Regions from separate parts of the Homo sapiens genome. Here region 1 is linked to region 2. Evidence: read pairs that join two places in POLR2A ChIA-PET (ENCODE). Cell type or tissue: PC-3. All regions are shown on one strand. Each heading gives the region's core, and the rest is flanking DNA. Links, peaks and the distances in the headings are about the cores only.

Region 1 (8,743 bases), core at 1,408-6,407, 300 kb before region 2:
AAAAAAATAAAACGTGCCTCTTGGCAGTATTGCTGTGCTTTCAGGACTCTAATGCAGGCTGTACCTAAGAGGGAAAGGGCTGAGTCTGGGGATGGTTGGCAGGTTGTTTTTGTGGATGAAAAACCTTTTACCCATGTATGCAGTCAGTACTGAGCCTTTTTGTGTTTTAAAACTTCAGATGTAAAGACAGGTTAATCTTCAGATTAAAACAAAAGGATGGCCTAGAAACTTGTGACTTCGACATTTACATTAGAAGAATGTAGATGTTTTCAAATAAACAAATCTGCCCATATCATAGATGTTCAAAGTTTGTTCCATATAATAACAATGATAGTTTCTAATAATCGTGTGGCCCTGTTTGCAGAACAGTGTTCTAAGTAATGAGCCATTTGGGAGAACCCTTTAAATTTTTTTTTTAGGATATTTATTCACACCAGCTTTTTAGTCCTGAGTTTCTATCCATCCCTTTGCTATCCAGAACATTTCTTGGCCATTTTTTTACTGGGTCAGGTGCCGTGGCTCGTGCCTTTGGTCCCAGTGCTCTGGAAGGCCAGGGCGGGTGGATCGCCTGGGGTTAGGAGTTCAAGACTAGCGTGGCCAGCATGGTGAAGCCCCGTCTCTACTAGGAATGCAAAAATTGGCTGGGCATGGTGGTGGGTGCCTCTGGTCCCAGCTGCTCGGGAGGCTAAGGCAGGAGAATCACTTGAACCTGGGAGGCAGAGGGTGCAGTGAGCCAAGATCGCGCCACTGCACTCCAGCCTGGGAACAAAATTCCATCTCAAAAAAAATAAAAATAAAAATGCAGAAATTGGTCAGGCGTGGTGTCGCATGCCTCTGGTTCCAGCTACTTGAGAGAGGCTGGGGTGGGAGAGTTGCTTGGGCCTGGGAGGCAAAGGTTGCAGTGAGCAGAGATCGCACCACGGCACTCCAGCCTGGGTGACAGAGCAAGGCTCCATCTCCAAACAAACAAATAACAAAAAAAACCCCTAAAACATTTTTTATTTTCCTTAAATGTATTGGCCAAGGTTAAAATATCCATCCTGAATATTCTGTATGAAAACATTGGATATGAAGAAAAAAAGAAAATTCAGGCAGTTGACCAGGGGAGAGAATTGAGCTTTTTGGTTCTTCCTGACACATATTCTCAGTGAGACTATACTCACTTTTTTAAAAGCTATTTATAAAATATTAAAATAAGATATTACATGAAGTTAAAAATTGAAACGAAAGTCAGCATCTTAATTCACCAATTACACAACTGAATGGTGTTTTTTGTTTGTTTGTTTGAGACAGAGTCTCGCTCTGTTGTCGAGGCTGGAGTGCAGTGGCATGATCTCAGCTCACTGCAAGCTCTGCCTCCCGGGTTCATGCCATTCTACTGCCTCAGCCTCCCGAGTAGCTGGGACTACAGGAGCCCGCCACCACGCCTGGCTAATTTTTTTGTATTTTTTTAGTAGAGACGGGTTTTCACCATGTTAGCCAGGATGGTCTCGATCTCTTGACCTTGTGAGCCACCGTGTCTAGCCTTTTTTTTTTTTTTCTTTTTTTTTTTTTTGAGATGGAGTTTCACTCTTGTTGTCCAGACTGGAGTGCAATGGCGCCATCTCAGCTCACCACGACCTCCACCTCCCGGGTTCATGCAATTCCCTACCTCAGCCTCCCGAGTAGCTGGGATTACAGGCATGTGCCACCATGCTTGGCTAATTTTTTGTATTTTTAGTAGAGACAGGGTTTCTCCATGTTGGTCAGGCTAGTTTTGAACTCCTCATCTCAGGTGATCTACCCACCTCGGCCTCATAAAGTGCTGGGATTACAGGTGTGAGCCACCGCGCCTGGCCACTGAGTGGTTTTTAATATATTCACAACCATCACCATTATGTAATTTGTGAGTATTTCAGAACTCTGAACCATTTTATTTATTTTTTATTTATTTACTTATTTTGAGACAGAGTCTCTTGTCTGCCAGGCTGGAGTGCAGTGGCGCAATCTCGGCACACTGCAACCTCCGCCTCCCGGATTCAAGCTATTCTCCTGCCTCAGCCTCCTGAGTAGCTGGGATTACAGGAGCCTGCCACCACACCCGGCTGATTTTTGTACTTTTAGTAGAGACGGTTTCACCATGTTGGCCAGGCTGGTCTCGAACTCCTGACCTCAGGTGATCTGCCCACCTTGGCCTCCCAAAGTGCTGGTATTATAAGCGTGAGCCACCGCGCCCGGCCCCATTCTGTTTATTTTTGAGACAGACTCTGTCTCCCAAGCTGGAATGCAATGGCACAACCATGGCTCACTGCAGCTTCAACCTCCCAGGCTCAAGCGATTCTTCCACCTCACTGGGACTGTAGGCACATGCCACCGCACCAGCTGTTTTTTTTTGTTTTACTTTTTGTAGAGATGGGGTCTCACTATGTTGCTTAGGGTGGTCTCGAACTCCTGGCTGGGTTCAAGTGATCCTTCCACTTTGGCCTCCCATGAACCATTTTAAATGCTTTTTGAGAACTGCAAAGCAGTTTTTATGGTGATCACTACCACCGGACACTGTGCTAGATGGTTTACATTATCACTAATTCTCCTAATACTGCACTGTATAGAAGAACTGTTTAATTTTAGAACATATCTGGTGATAGCTTGATTTTACAGCTGAGGAAACTGAGGCCAGGAGGCTAAGTTAACCTTCAAAAGTCGTATTATCTGTTTCCTGGTACAGCCAGGACCCAGACCCACTTATTTTTTACCCCTAAGTCTGTTCTTTGCATACTACACTACTGCTAATAAGTAATCATTAGGTAAGTTGATGCAAACTCCACATACCACCTTCCAAAGCCTTATTTAGAGTTATTTTGGTCCACCAAGTTACTCTACTGATATATATATATCATAAATATATCATATATAAATTATATGTGATATATATAATATATGTTATATATATAATTTATATATCACATATTTATATGTAATATATATCACATAAATTATATATAATATATAAATATATAATATATAAATTATATGTCAATATATATAGCATTATGTTCTAAGACACACACATATATATGTATATATAACGTTCTAAGACTTTCAGGGATTCCTGTACTGTTGATAGTACCAAATCCTATATATGTGCTGTTTTTTTCCTATACAGATATACATATATACGTATGATAAAGTTTAGTTTATAAATTAGGCACAGTAAGAGATTAACAACCTTAACTAATAATAAAGTAGAACGTGGCCGGGCAAGGCTGCTCACAGCTATAATCTCAATGTTTTGGGAGACCAAGGCAGGAGGATTGCTTGAGTCCAGGAGTTTGAGACCAGCCTGGGCAATATGAGACCCTGTCTGTACAAAAAAGTTTAAAAATTAGCCGGGTATGGTGGCATGCACCTGTAGTCCTAGCTATTTGGGAGGCTGAGGTGGGAGAATTGCTTGAACCTAGGAGTTTGAGCCTACAGTGAACTATGATTGAGCCATGACACTCTAGCCTGGGCAATAGAGCAAAACCCTGTCTCCAAAAAACTAAAAGTTTAAAAAAATAAAGTGGAACACTAATAACAATATACAGTAATCAATGTAAAATTAAGGTTATTTGAACATAAGCACTGCCATACTGCAGCAGGATGGCCACTAAGTAACTAATGGACACATTCCTTATAAAACATGGATGTGCTGGACAAAGAGATGATTCACCTCTCTGGAGAGAAGGAGTGCAATTTAAAACTTATGAATTGTTTATTTCTGGAATTTTTCATATAATATTTTTGGACCGTGATTGACTGTGAGTAACTGAAATCATGGAGAGCAAAACTGTGGCTAAGCGGGGACTACTGTACTTGATGCATTTTCCTTTTAGGAATTCTTTTAAGTTATTTTTCATTTGTTAGATGTGTCTTACAAAGAATAGATAAAAACATGTACATTTTAGGAATAATAATAAAAGGAACATAGGTATAGTAGGACTGATGTTCCGTATGGTAGCTATTATACAATCCACATGTGGCTGTTGAACACTTATAATGTCGCTAGTGTGAATTCACATGTGATGTGTGAAAAAACACAAACCAGATTTTGAAACCTGGTATGAAAAACAAAAATAATGTAATGTATTTATATGGATCCAAAATGTAATATATATATGGATCCAAATATATGTATATATATCCAAAATATATATCCAAAATAATGTAATATATTGCTATATATATATATGTACACACACACATACATATATGGATCCAGTTTTATACTCATTATTTTTTCTGGGTTTGTTTCACAGTGTGTTTTTGTATGTATTTCTATCAACTTAACTAAATTAGTTTTCTAAGTGTCATCATGAATAGCATAACCTGCCACGTTTATGTAAAACGTGAGAAATGTCTAAATGACCAACATATATAGGTAAAATGTTTAAGCTGAGAGCCTTATTTCAAGTCTACGTTAAATGTATTATATGATTTTGGTGTTTTTTTTGTGTTTTTTTTTTTCTGAGTTGGAGTCTCGCTCTGTTGCCCAGGCTGGAGCGCAGTGGCGTGATCTTGGCTCACTGCAACCTCCACCTTCTGGGTTTTAAGCTATTCTCCTGCCTCAGCCTCCTGAGTAGCTGGGATTACAGGCATATATATATATGTGTATACACACACACACACACACACACACACACACACGCATACATATATATAGCAATAGGAATATATATATATATTTTGAGACAAGTTCTGGCTCTGTCACCCAAGCTGGAGTGCCGTGACACGATCTCAGCTCTCTGCAACCTCTGTCTCCCAGGCTCAAGCCCTCCTCCCATGTTGCCCAGGCTGGTCTCGAACTTGTGAGCTCAAGTGATCCACCTGCCTCAGCCTCCCGCAGTGCTGGGATTGCAGGCGTGAGCCACTGTGCCTGACCCAAGATATTGCTTGCTTGATACCATGTTGAAAATTTTAGATGTTTTGAGTTAAGTAACATTATTAAAATTAATTTCACCTCTTTTTACTTTTTAAAAAATACCTACTAGGCCGAGTGCAGTTACTCATGCCTGTAATCCTAGCACTTTGGGAGGCCAAGGTGGGAAGATTGCATGAAGCCAGGAGTCCGAGACCAGCCTGGTCAACATAGTGAGACCCCATCCTTAAAAAATAAAAACATTTTTTAAGTGACTGGGCATAGTGGGGTGTGCCTGTAGTCCTAGCTCCTGGAGAGGCTGAAGTGGGAGGTTTGCTTGAGCCCAGGAGTTCAAGGCTGTAGTGAGCTGTGATGGTGCCACTGCAATCCAACCTGGGTGAAGGAGGGAGACCCTGTCTCTTAAAAAAAAAAAAATGCCTGCTAGACAATTTACAGTTACATATGTGGCTTGCATTTGTGATTCACATTATATATTTCTGTTGAACAGTACTGCCTGCACAGTTGGCCAGGTATGGTGGCTCACACCTATAATTGCAGCACTTTCAGAGGTTAAGGAGGGAGGATTACTTGAGCCCAGGAGTTACAGACCAGCCCGGGCAACAAAGTGAGACCCCATCTCTACAAAAAAATAAAATAATTAGCCAGGTGTCGTGATACAGGCCTGTAGTCCCAGCTACTTGGGAGGCTGAGGCAGGAGGATCCCTTGAGTCCTGGAAATCAAGGTTGCAGTGAGCTGTGTTCATACCACAGAGCAAGATGCTATCTCAAAATGAGTCCTGGAAATCAAGGCTGCAGTGAGCCGTGTTCATACCACAGAGCAAGATGCTATCTCAAAAAAAAAAAAAAGAAAAAAAGAGAAAGAAAACTTTACAGTTCTTTTCCTCAACCCGTCTCCCCCCACAAAATAATCACTATCCTGATTGATGTATTTGTTCCCTTACTTTTCTTTGTCATTTTATTTCCTGTGCATATATCTCTAAATAACGCATTGTTTAGTTTTTAAAAAAAATGAAACTAGGAAGCACACACTTCAGGGCAGTGTAAACAACGGACTCTAATGTCACTTTCTCTCTTTTTTTTTTTTTTTTTTTTTGGTGAGAGGAGTCTTGCTCTGTCACCCAGGTTGGAGTGCAGTGGTGCGATCTCGGCTCACTGCAAGCTCCGCCTCCTGGGTTCACGCCATTCTCCTGCCTCAGCCTCCCGAGTAGCTGGGACTACGGGCCCCCTCACCACCACACCTGGCTAATTTTTTGTATTTTTAGTAGAGATGGGGTGTCACTGTGTTAGCCAGGCTGGTCTCGATCTCCTGACCTTGTGATCCACACTCTTCGGCCTCCCAAAGTGCTGGGATTACAAGCGTGAGCCACCGCACCCAGCCTTCTAATGTCACTTTCAGATGCAGCTCCTAGAAGATGAGCTGAACAGAATCTTAGGGTCAAGTCCGGATTCAGCTTCCCTGTGAATTTTTAGAGCCTCCCTGGGGAAGCTTGTGAGCACAGTCATGAGTGGATTATGGGAAACCTAGGGCTCACACTGGAGTTAGGGCATCTGGCACACTGAAACCATTGCTCACCGTGTGCCGGAGATGTGGAGGAATATGGTCAGAGGGAGTTAGCTGCTCTGGTATTTTCTGCTTCTAGGCTCACCATGACCTACCTTCTTTTATCCTTTTTTTTTTTTTTTAATTTCTTTTGTCAAAATTGATGTCTCATTCCAGAGCTACCTTCTTTTCACAGGAGTGAGTCAAAGCACATCACCTTTGTCAGCTCAAATGAGTGTCCTTAGCTGGTCCCAGCAGTGGGGAAGGCTTATATATGAGCATTTTGCCCTCAGGATCTTGGTGATGACCATCCTCAGAATGTCCATCTCTTCAATCTAGACTGATTGTCCTCTATATCCAGCGCACTGCTTTCATACTGATTTCTGTGTTCATCCTCTGCTGTGAGGGGCTTTTTTGTTTTTTTCTTTTTGTTTCTTTTTCAGTTTTTCTGTCTTCCTGTTTCTTGGTTTACGGTCTCTTTGTGGATAACAGAGTTGTTGCATATTTGAAGTGTCTTTATTCTACGATACTTTATTGTAAGTTTGTCTTGTTCTAGAGTTTGAGGTTAGAGATTATTTTCGTTAAGAAGGCCTTGTTTCATTGTCTTGGTTTAAATGTTGCAGTTGAAAATCTCTGAAGTCATTGTGTTTCCTGATCTGTTTGTGACCAATTTCCCCGTCTTTGGAAGTTTGTAAAATCTTTGTCTCCATGTTTTGGTATTTATCTATGATGTAACCTAGTGTCGGTCCACAGTCATTCCTTGTGCAGGGTACTTGCCAGCCCTTTACAGTATGGCAGCTGTGTCCTTCGTAAGGAAATTTTCTTATATTAATTGATGACTTCCTTTCTTATATTTTTTCTATTCTTTTCTGGAACATCTACTATTTGGATGTTAGACCCACAGGAATGATCCTGTTACCTTATTTTCTTACTGTCTCTTTTGTCTTTTTGGTCTACCTTCCAGAAGATTTCCTCTACTTTATCTTCAGAGTCTTATATTGGGTCTTAATTTCTACTATATTTCAACAGAGCTTTTTGTTTGTTTGTTTGTTTTGAGACGGAGTCTCGCTCTGTCGCCCAGGCTGGAGTGCAGTGGTGCGATCTCGCCTCACTGCAAGCTCCGCCTCCCGGGTTCACGCCATTCTCCTGCCTCAGCCTCCCACGCGTAGCTGGGACTAGAGGTGCCCACCACCACGCCTGGCTAATTTTTTGTATTTTTTTTTTTTTTTTTAGTAGAGACAGGGTTTCACCAAGAGCTCTTTTTTGTGTGTGCTACAAATGTTCCTTTTTTGTTAGTATCCTCTTCTTGTTTATCGGGTACATTTTATCTGAGAATCTAGCTGGTAGATTTTTACTGCTTTACATCACTTCAGAGGAAATGGCTGCAACTGAAGGGTGAAAGTCAGAATTTATCTTGGCTCAGCTTTTCATGTAAGAAAAGAAAAATACAGTGAAACCAAATTAAAATAATTATGTGGAGAGCATATTGGTGGCAAGTTAATACATTTTTATGACTTTTTGGAGGGTCTAATTTATTCTTAACAGAAGTCTGAGTTTAGTATCCATTTATTGAATATGTATTTATATGTGTATACGCACACACACACAGTGTATTAAATCTATTGAATTCCAGACACTTTCTTTTTTTTTTTTTTTTTTTTTTTTTTTGAGACGGAGTCTCGCTCTGTCGCCCAGGCTGGAGTGCAGTGGCGCATCTCGGCTCACTGCAAGCTCCGCCTCCCGGGTTCACGCCATTCTCCTGCCTCAGCCTACTGAGTAGGTGCCCGCCACCACGCCCAGCTGATTTTTTTGTATTTTTTTAGTAGAGATGGGGTTTCACTGTGTTAGCCATGATGGTCTCGATCTCCTGACCTCGTGATCCATCTGCCTCGGCCTCCCAAAGTGCTGGGATTACAGGTGTGAGCCACCACACCCGGCCTCCAGACACTTTCTTTAGTTTTTCATTTTATGATTTCTCTTTTGGACTGTAAGATGATCGGTAAATTACATTAAATCACTATAGAAGAAGCTATTTTTACACATACATGCAACCCAGTTATGATTCAGAGGCAAACAAGATTGAATGACTGTAGAGATTATCTGACAGTTGAGCAGCTGACTGTCCATTTATGAACAGGGAGGTGCATGTGGCTAAAGGAGGATGAGTCAGAACCAAGTATCTTCTAAAGGAATCTGTTGAATAGACTACAGAAATGATTACAGCAAGCGACAGGGTACATACTTCTTCAGTGGAATATCTTGTTTTCTTGGGTGCCTATGGCCATCCCAGTATTACTGTTGGATGATTC
Region 2 (8,743 bases), core at 1,671-6,670:
TTAGCTAAGGGCCTAAAAGATCAAAAGCCCTAAGATCAAATTTCCATCTAGGACTCTAAAATCAGCAACTCCAAGTTCAACTAGGTCTTTAGACTATTTTTTAGCAGCCATTTATATTTGGCCTATCAGTTTCAGAAAGGATTAGTTCTTTCACAGGTGATAGGATCCAATTTAAAAAATGAAAAGATAAAATATAAAAAGAAAGTATTAGTTCAGAGTTGCTTAGGTCTCCTCTTTTGTTTGTTTATTCTTTTTCTGGCTAAAAAATTAAGTGAACATTGCTGTAATTTGTTTTTATACTTCCTTTCTTTCACTTCGGTAAACTGGGTGAAAAACTTAGGAAAATAATCAAATTAGGGCTGGGCACGGTGACTCACACCTATAATGCAGCGCTTCGGAAGGCTGAGGCAGGCAGATTGCTTGAGCCCAGGAGTTCAAGACCAGCCTGAGCAACATAGTGAGACCCCTATCTCTATTTTAAAAAATCAAGTTGTCTGGTCACGGTGGCTCATGCCTGTAATCTCAGCACTTTGGGAGGCCAAGGTGGGTGGATCCCGAAGTCAGGAGTTCGAGACCAGCTTGGCCAACATGGTGAAACCCCGTCTCTACTAAAAATACAAAAATTAGCCAGGCGTGGTGGCAGGCGCCTGTAGTCCCAGCTACTTGGGAGGCTGAAGGAGGAGAATTGCTTGAACCTGGGAGGCAGAGGTTGCAGTGAGCCTAGATCGCACCACTACACTCCAGCCTGGGCAAAAGAGTGAGACCATCTCAAAAAAAAAAAAAATCAAGTTAACACGTGTAATCAAATAGAACATATATAAGACTCCTGGTACAGTGCTTGGCATATAGGAAGCACTCAGTAATGTTAGTTTTCTATATTTTTTGCATCTATGATTTTTATTTATTTTTTTTGAGACAGAGTCTCACTCTGTCGTCCAGGTTGGAGTGCAGTAGTGTGATCTTGGCTCACTGCAACCTCCGCCTCCCAGGTTCAGGAGATTCTCCTGACTCAGCCTCCTGAGTAGCTGAGATTACAGGCACCCACCACCACACCCAGCTAATTTTTGTATTTTTAGTAAAGACAGGGTTTCACCATGTTAGCCAGGTTGGTCTCAAACTCCTGACCTCAGGTGATCTGCCCACCTCAGCCTCCCAAAGTGCTGGGATTAGAGGCATGAGCCACCATGCCCAGCCACATCTGTGATTTTATATTAATCTTTAACAGTTCTGAATCCCTTTGTTTAATTTTCCTGGGAGAAAATGTTTTGTGATTATTTGTAGCGTAACTTTGGGGAATACATAAATTCATGACAACTGGTAAAAGTGAGAGGATAAGAGTTTCCTTAATTTTTACACTGAGAGACATTAAAAGATTACTTAAGCCAGGTGTGGTGGTTTATGTCTGTAATCCCAGCACTTTGGGAGGCTGAGGCAGGAGGATCACTTGAGGCAAGGAGTTTGAGACTAGCTTGAGCAATAAAGCAAGACCCTGTCTCTACAAAACAGAAACAAACAAACAAACAAAAACCATAGTTGTTGGTGCGTGCCTATAATCCCAGCTATTTGGGAGGCTGAAGCAGGAGGATCCCTTGCCCTAGGAGTTCAAGGCTGCAGTGAGCCTTGTTCATGCCACTACACTCCAGCCTGGGTGACAGAGCAAGATCCTCTCAGAAAAAACCAAAAAACAAAAAAACTTGAGCTGGGCCATTAGACCATGAAAGACAGTCCTAATGGTGCACTGCCCTGAGAGTGAGGCCAAGGGCACTGATAGCTATTCCTCACCACTGACCCATTAACAATATGGAAGTTAATGGAATTGGAGAAAACAACAACAACAAAAAAAACAAATACAAAACAGAAAGAAATGCATCAAAGTATAAACAGGGTTGTGTTGGGAATGTTTTGTATCTATCTTTGGGTTTTCTAAATTTCTTGCAATGAGAAAATGATAATTTTAAATGGGAGGAGAATAAAAACATTATTTTATAAATACATGATGGAAAATAATTTCACCTTTCCAAAATAATTCTCAATGACAGAATTCCTTTTATGGAAAGCATTTTTACTATTTTTTTTTTTGCATTTGTACTATTAAAAGTATATGATTAACCAGGCACAGTGGCTCATGCCTGTAATCCCAACACTTTGGGAGGCCAAGGCAGGATAATTGCTTGAGCTCAGGAGTTCAAGACCAGCCTGGGCAACATAGTGAGACATTGTCTCTACTAAAAATCAAAAAATAGTTAGCCAGGTGTGGTGCCACATGCCTGTATTCCCAGCTACTCAGGGGCTGAGGCGAGAGCATCACTTGAGCCCAGGAAGTCAGGGCTGCAGTGAGCTCTGATCGTACCACTGCACTCCAGCCTGGGCGATAGAGTGATACCCTGTCTCAAAAAAAAAAAAAAAAAGTATGCGATTATACATATGTACATGTTTTGAAATTGTCCTGAAATTTAGTATTGGGCAAAAGCAGCTAACTAGCTAAATACATAAAGATGAAATCTTTTCAATAGCAGGTTTCAGCAGAGGAAGAAAACTGTGGCTTTTCCTCTTGAGTTTGCCAGGCCTGATTGTACTGTTGCCAGTTAGGTAGAGGGTGGGGTTGCTAAATCCACAAGAAAGAGAACTGAACAAGGAAGAACATTTCTGCAAAGGAGAACTGACTGATTGATTAAATGGGAAGCTTGCGTGGTAGCAGGAACTCTGAAGAGGAAAACAGTCTAGGAGGCCTAGACTGGTCCAGGAGTGAGGACTTGGAGATAGCATTGTTTTGTTTCCCTAAATAGTCCTTTGACCATATAAGTGAGGCACTGAGATATGAGAACACAACACAACACACACACACATACACACACACACACTTTTTTTTTTTTAACCATGCCCCTTTCCCCCAGAACCAGCTTTTTTGCTTACCTCCCTTCTTCTTGTAAATTAAGGTGCTTTTGGGATCAGGAGAGGGGTTGGGACAAAAGTGAGAGAATTCTAATGTGGCTTGGCCACTGGGAAACCACTGTGAAGGATTGGATTGCATTGGGAGAATAATTGGAGAGCCAACAGAAGTGGAGAATTGACTGCAGATATTTGAGTGTCAGATTTTGTAAAGAAGGAAATGTATTATATATGTGAATTATTTAACGTATGGAACACCCAGTGCTCATGGACTGCAGTGGTCTTATTTTCGGACAAGTTAAGTGAGAGTTCCAGCCCTGCCTTTCTCACGGGGACTTGGATAACATGTTTAAGGACGGAAAGTAACATATATTTCCATCTTTATCTATGAGGTTCCTAGTCTTTACCAATATGCCATTTCATAATGTGGTGTTTTCCTTGTAGGGAATCCAGTATTTATGTTCACTCCAAGACCTGAATTTATATTATAACAACATTCCTTCATTAGTGGAAGTGTCCCGTCTACAACCGTTACCCTTCCTCAAAGAACTGGATTTGAGACTTAATCCTGTTGTAAGGAAAGATACAGATTATAGGCTCTTTGCTGTATATACACTACAAACTCTGGAGAAATTAGGTAAGACCTTCCTTCTCTGTTCCTGTCCACAGAATCTTACTTTAAATCAGCTGCCCCTTAACCTTTTGGATGTTGGCCCACAGTGTGCACTGGCAGGATATATTTGTTTATTAGTCAATATTTATGTAACTCTTTTGTGTTGGCAGGATGTATGACGAGTTCTTTTATTGTTTATTGAATGACAGTCTATGATTTTATTAGTTACTTCCAGCTTTAGTTTTCTTCAGTTGATGGTTTCACCGCCCCTTCCTCCTCAACACAAAATTTCCAGGTTGAGAATTATTTTTCCAGGTGCCCCAACTTTGCAACTGTATTAGCAATAGAAAGCTAATACAATTTATTTGGGGGCTTAGTTGGGGGCTTAGTTGAAGAAATATTCCTTCAAATGAGCTGGTCTATATTTTCTTATTATTTTACTTTATTTTTTATTTATTTATTTATTTTGAGACAGGGTCTCACTCTGTTGCCCAGGCTGGAGTGCAGTGGCACGATCTTGGCTCACTGCCGCCTGGACCTCCCAGGCTCAAGCAATTCTCACATCTCAGTCTCCCAAGTAGCTGGAACTACAGGCACGCACCACCACACCCAGCTAATTTTTGTGTTTTTTGTAGAGATGGGGTTTCATCATGTTGCCCAGACTGGACTTCCTTATAATTTTATTGTTGAGTATACATTTCTTATTGATACAAAATTGGATTTCACATGGCCCTGGGAAAGTAATTGTAGGGAAACTAAGTAAACTCTTTCAGACAATGGTATGACTTTCAGCCCTAACATTAGGCCTTTGAATTGTTTACTGTCCAAGCTCTGCTTTCCTGAAGGGTAGTTACAACTGTGAGGCAGTGGTCGCTATGGCTTCCTGCAGTCTCCCTGAGTTCCTGCCTGCTCCAGTGACAACATAATAGCATTATTTTGTGACCTGTCTCTAACACACCAAGATGAGACTGGTCCTAATTTTTCCTCTGCGAATATGGTTTTCTGATTAACTACTAGTTATGTCTATGCCAAAAAAAGAAACATGCTCAGACCACGGTTTTTGCCTCCAGATGACCGAACTGTACGTGAAGGTGAGAGAAAAGCTGCCAAGCTGCATTTTAGTCAGTTGGGCAACAGTGAAAATTTTCTTTTAGAGGTGGAAAAAAGGTAAGAAGATTCTTTACAAAATTTTTAAAGTTTGGTTCTGGACATAGGAAATAGTGAATTCCTGCTTAGCTTTCTTCATTTTCCAGCAGAAATTTCCCACAAATTGTAAGAATCCTCAGATCAGGAATAAAAGTATTTATTCTGCAAACTGAGATTTATCTGGGATGATAATCTGGCCCTCAGTGGGTACATTCCTGTTTTCTTGAACTTTGGGTATAATTGTTAGAAATTCTCTAAAGTTGTTGTTCACAGGTTATAGATAGGGATACTATGAGATTACTTATTCCTATAAATGCTTACCAACTCTTTCTCAGTAGAGTTATCAATCAGTTCCTGATCTTGTCCTATTGAATTAGGATTACATTACCATGGGCAAGATTGTTAGAGATAAATTTGTTAAAGGAAGGGAAGAGAAGCATTTCTCTTCGAAACAAAAAGTGAACAAACATTGAGGCTCTAAAATTTCTGAATGGTAGCTTTGTCCATTACTAAAATCCTATCAAAAGAAGTTACCATTATCTTCTACCCCCAAACCTATGCTTTTTAAAAAGTAGTTTTATTATTTTTTAAAAATAGATAGCAGTCCATTACAATTTTAATAATACAGAAAAGTACACTGAAAAAAGTCAAAATCACTTCATATCCTACAATTGAGAGTTAACTATTAGTAATGTTTGGTATATATCCTTCCAGATATCCTTGTACTATAGACACATATAGATAATATCAGCATTTTTTCTGATGACAAAGGTAATACATGCTTATTGTTGAGAATTTGGAAAGTACAGAAAAAAACACAAGGGATAAAATAAGTAATTCATAATCCTACCATTCAGAAAGAAACATTCATTATATTCTGGTAAATATCCTTTTTTTTTTTCTTTTTGAGACGGAGTCTTGCTCTGTCACCCAGGCTGGAGTGCAGTGGTGCGATCTTGGCTCACTACAACCTCCACCTCCCGGGTTCAAGTGATTCTGCTGCCTCAGCCTCCTGTGTAGCTGGGATTACAGGTGCACACCACTGCCTAGCTCACCATTTTTAATTTAACAAGCTATCATGAACATATCCCCACAACATTATTCTTATATTATTCTCCAGAATAAGTCTTTTGTTTGTTTATTGCTTTTACCTTTACTACTAGAACATAAACTCCATGAGAACAAGGATCTTGTTGGTCTTGCTTATTACAGTATCCCAGTTGCTAGAACCGTGTCTGGAATACAGACGATGCTAAGAAATAATGTATTGAATGATGAATGAATGAGGTCAGTGCCTATTGGCCTGAGATCCTTCCCTTTCCCAGTGACTTTGCCTGTCTCTGCTCTGATCCATTATATGTTTTTTAGTGCAGCCTTCAGTGAACATTCTTAGTTTCCTATTTTTTTCTTAGTTTCCTATTTTTTAAAATCAGATTTATTGAGGTTACTTTGCATGGAATAGTCACTCTTCTTTAGATAGAAATTGAATGCTTCTAAAACATTGTTTATATGTTTTGTGGATTAATTTCTATTTTAAATGCAATGGGTAACATTCACTACAAAAATACAGAGATTAATTAATGTGTAACTGAATAAACCTTCTAATAAACAGATAAATTAATTCCATCATTTATCTGTTTATTTACCATATAATGATTGCAAAACTGGAGGAAAAATGTTACTCAAGTACCCTGTATTAACATTAATATCTTATAAGCTCTCTAACCTTGGGTGAAGTTTTTTTTTTTTTAAGCCTTTCTGAGTCCCAGTTCCCCCACCTATAAAATGGAGATAATGACCAGTAGGGGGCCTTTTATGATTACATGAAATGGTGATTATAAAGCATCTGATACATACAGCCTAGGCTTTGTGTACTTACTGTACTACCCAAGGTATCTACCTGCCTTTCTTGTCTGCTTTTCTAAATAATGGCTATAGTTGTCTCCTCTATAATTCTTGGCAGCAGAACCTTCCTTTCTGTGTCCTAACTATGAGTGTTTTAATTCAAAAGAAACTGTCCTACCCCCTCAATCATTCAGATCTAAGTATGTGTCAAGAAAACAGAGTATCTAAGTTCTAAATCTTCTGGCTTTCACATTTTACAGGCTGAACTATAGTGTCCTTCTCTCATATTTCCCAGTATAAATATTACTTTTTCTTATAAAGTATGGCTTTAACTGAAATATTTGTGCAACTTTTTTTTTTTTGGAGACAGAGTCTTGCTCTGTCACCCAAACTGGAGTACAGTGGCGTGATCTCAGCTCACTGCAACCTCTGCCTCCTGGGTTCAAGTGATTCTCCTGCCTCAGCCTTCTGAGTAGCTGGGACTACAGGCACCCGCCACCACACGTGGCTGATTTTTGTATTTTTAGTAGAGACAGGGTTTCGCCATGTTGGCCAGGCTGGTCTTGAACTCCTGACCTCAGGTGATCCACCCGCCTCGGCCTCCCAAAGTGCTGGGATTACAGGGGTGAGCCACTGTGCCCGGCTGAAACATAATTAAATTAATATGTTCTAGAGCATTTGAGAAAAATCTGATCACCATAGACTGCTTTCTAAATAGCATTTACTGGTGATCTCAGAAGCCTTTTTTTTTTTTTTGAGTTGTAAATAAATTATTCTATGTGGCAGCTCTAGGGAGAAGACAATGAAAAACTGTGTAACAGGTGAGAGCTCTGCATCAAAAGTCAGTGCTAATGTTGACAGCAGGATTGAAATGGGTAAGTTTTCTCCCTGTGATTATAAAATGATTAAAACATCAGTTATCTCAGCTGCCATAGCCAATATTGGGTAAGATGAAGACACATAGTTGAGAAAGAACCAATTTGAAGCAAGCACAGGTTTACTGGCTGTGTTTTTCTTCCATCCTCTCACTGCCAGAAGGACCTTACAGAGCAGGCCTAACCCAGAGCCCATGAAAGCACAAGCTGTACTTGGAGAGTTCAATTTCATTTACATCACTTTACATCATTAGTATACCCAGAAAATTACATCAGTGATTGATTTAATTAGAGACTGGCGACTCATCTGCATACATCCAGCTCACACCCTGGGCTTCCTGGGCTGCCCAACCAAGAACCTTTGCAGCTGTAGAATCTCTTGTGTTTGGGATATATTACTGGGGAATGTTTACTATATTCCTGTAAATACAGTTGATAAGCCAATATAGCTAAAGTGGTTATGCCAGGCTGGGCACAGTGGCTCACGCCTGTAATCCCAGCACTTTGGGAGGCCGAGGCAGACAGATCACCTGAGGTTGCGAGTTTAAGACCAGCCTGACCGACATGGAGAAACCCTGTCTCTACTAAAAATACAAAATTAGCCGGGCTTGGTGGCGCATGCCTGTAATCCCATCTACTCGGGAGGCTGAGGCAGGAGAATCACTTGAACCTGGGAGGCAGAGGTTGTGGTGAGCCGAGATCACGCCATTGCACTCCAGCCTAGGCAACAAAAGTGAAACTCCATCTTAAAAAAATAAATAAATAAAAAATAAATAAAGTGGTTATGCCACATTAATGGTCATGTCACAGGCCGGGAGAAAGCTTTCCACCAGAGAAGTTGCATCCAGTGAATCCTTGTGGATTAGCTTGGCACTGTCAGATAAATCAAGTGACCTTTTACTTGAGAAAATATTCTTCGGTCTCAGTGCCTCTTCCCTTGGAAGAATCTAGTGAATTATACACAAACTCTAAACATCAATTCCTAAAAGCCAAGCAATAACTTTAGTAGATTGACTCTACACTGTAGTTCAGACATTAAGCATTTTCGGTTTATAACATGTATTTTATTTTCTTGATTTCTTATCATTTATTGACAAATGATTTTTAGAGTATTTTGTGATAAAATGAGACACGGGCCGGGCATGGTGGCTCACACCTGTAATCTCAGCACTTTGGGAGGCTGAGATGGGCAGATCACCTAAGGCCAGGAATTCAACACCTGCCTGGCCAACATGGCAAAACCCCATCTCTACTAAAAATACAAAAATTAGCCATGCGTGGTGGCACATGCTTGCAATCCCAGCTACTTGAGTGGCTGAGGCATGAGAATTGCTTGAACCCGGGAAGCGGAGGTTGCAGTGAGCCCAGATTGCGC

What was found. Peaks named below come from ENCODE experiments on the same cell type or tissue, not always from the same donor. Only the 100,000 strongest peaks of a DNase experiment are listed, where the experiment ranks them.
Region 1: POLR2A ChIA-PET joins it to region 2 with 16 read pairs; 4 of 35 experiments call an interaction of 5 or more read pairs at or near these places.

Annotation. Positions count from the first base shown.
Region 1 is chr16:67,047,283-67,056,025 of GRCh38, forward strand. The region is part of intron 3 of CBFB (core-binding factor subunit beta); the gene reads left to right. Among named protein-coding and RNA genes, the nearest start is that of CBFB, 23 kb to the left of the region's middle. In PC-3, for the core only: no CTCF peak of the experiment used is centred there; no DNase peak of the experiment used is centred there.
Region 2 is chr16:67,342,923-67,351,665 of GRCh38, forward strand. It overlaps LRRC36 (leucine rich repeat containing 36), which reads left to right. Exons shown (of 14, transcript NM_018296.6): 3 at 3,334-3,526; 4 at 4,573-4,669; 5 at 7,280-7,368. Among named protein-coding and RNA genes, the nearest start is that of LRRC36, 20 kb to the left of the region's middle. In PC-3, for the core only: a CTCF peak has its summit at 6,434 (motif pointing right); a DNase peak (open chromatin) is centred at 3,619; H3K27ac peaks cover 1,713 bases.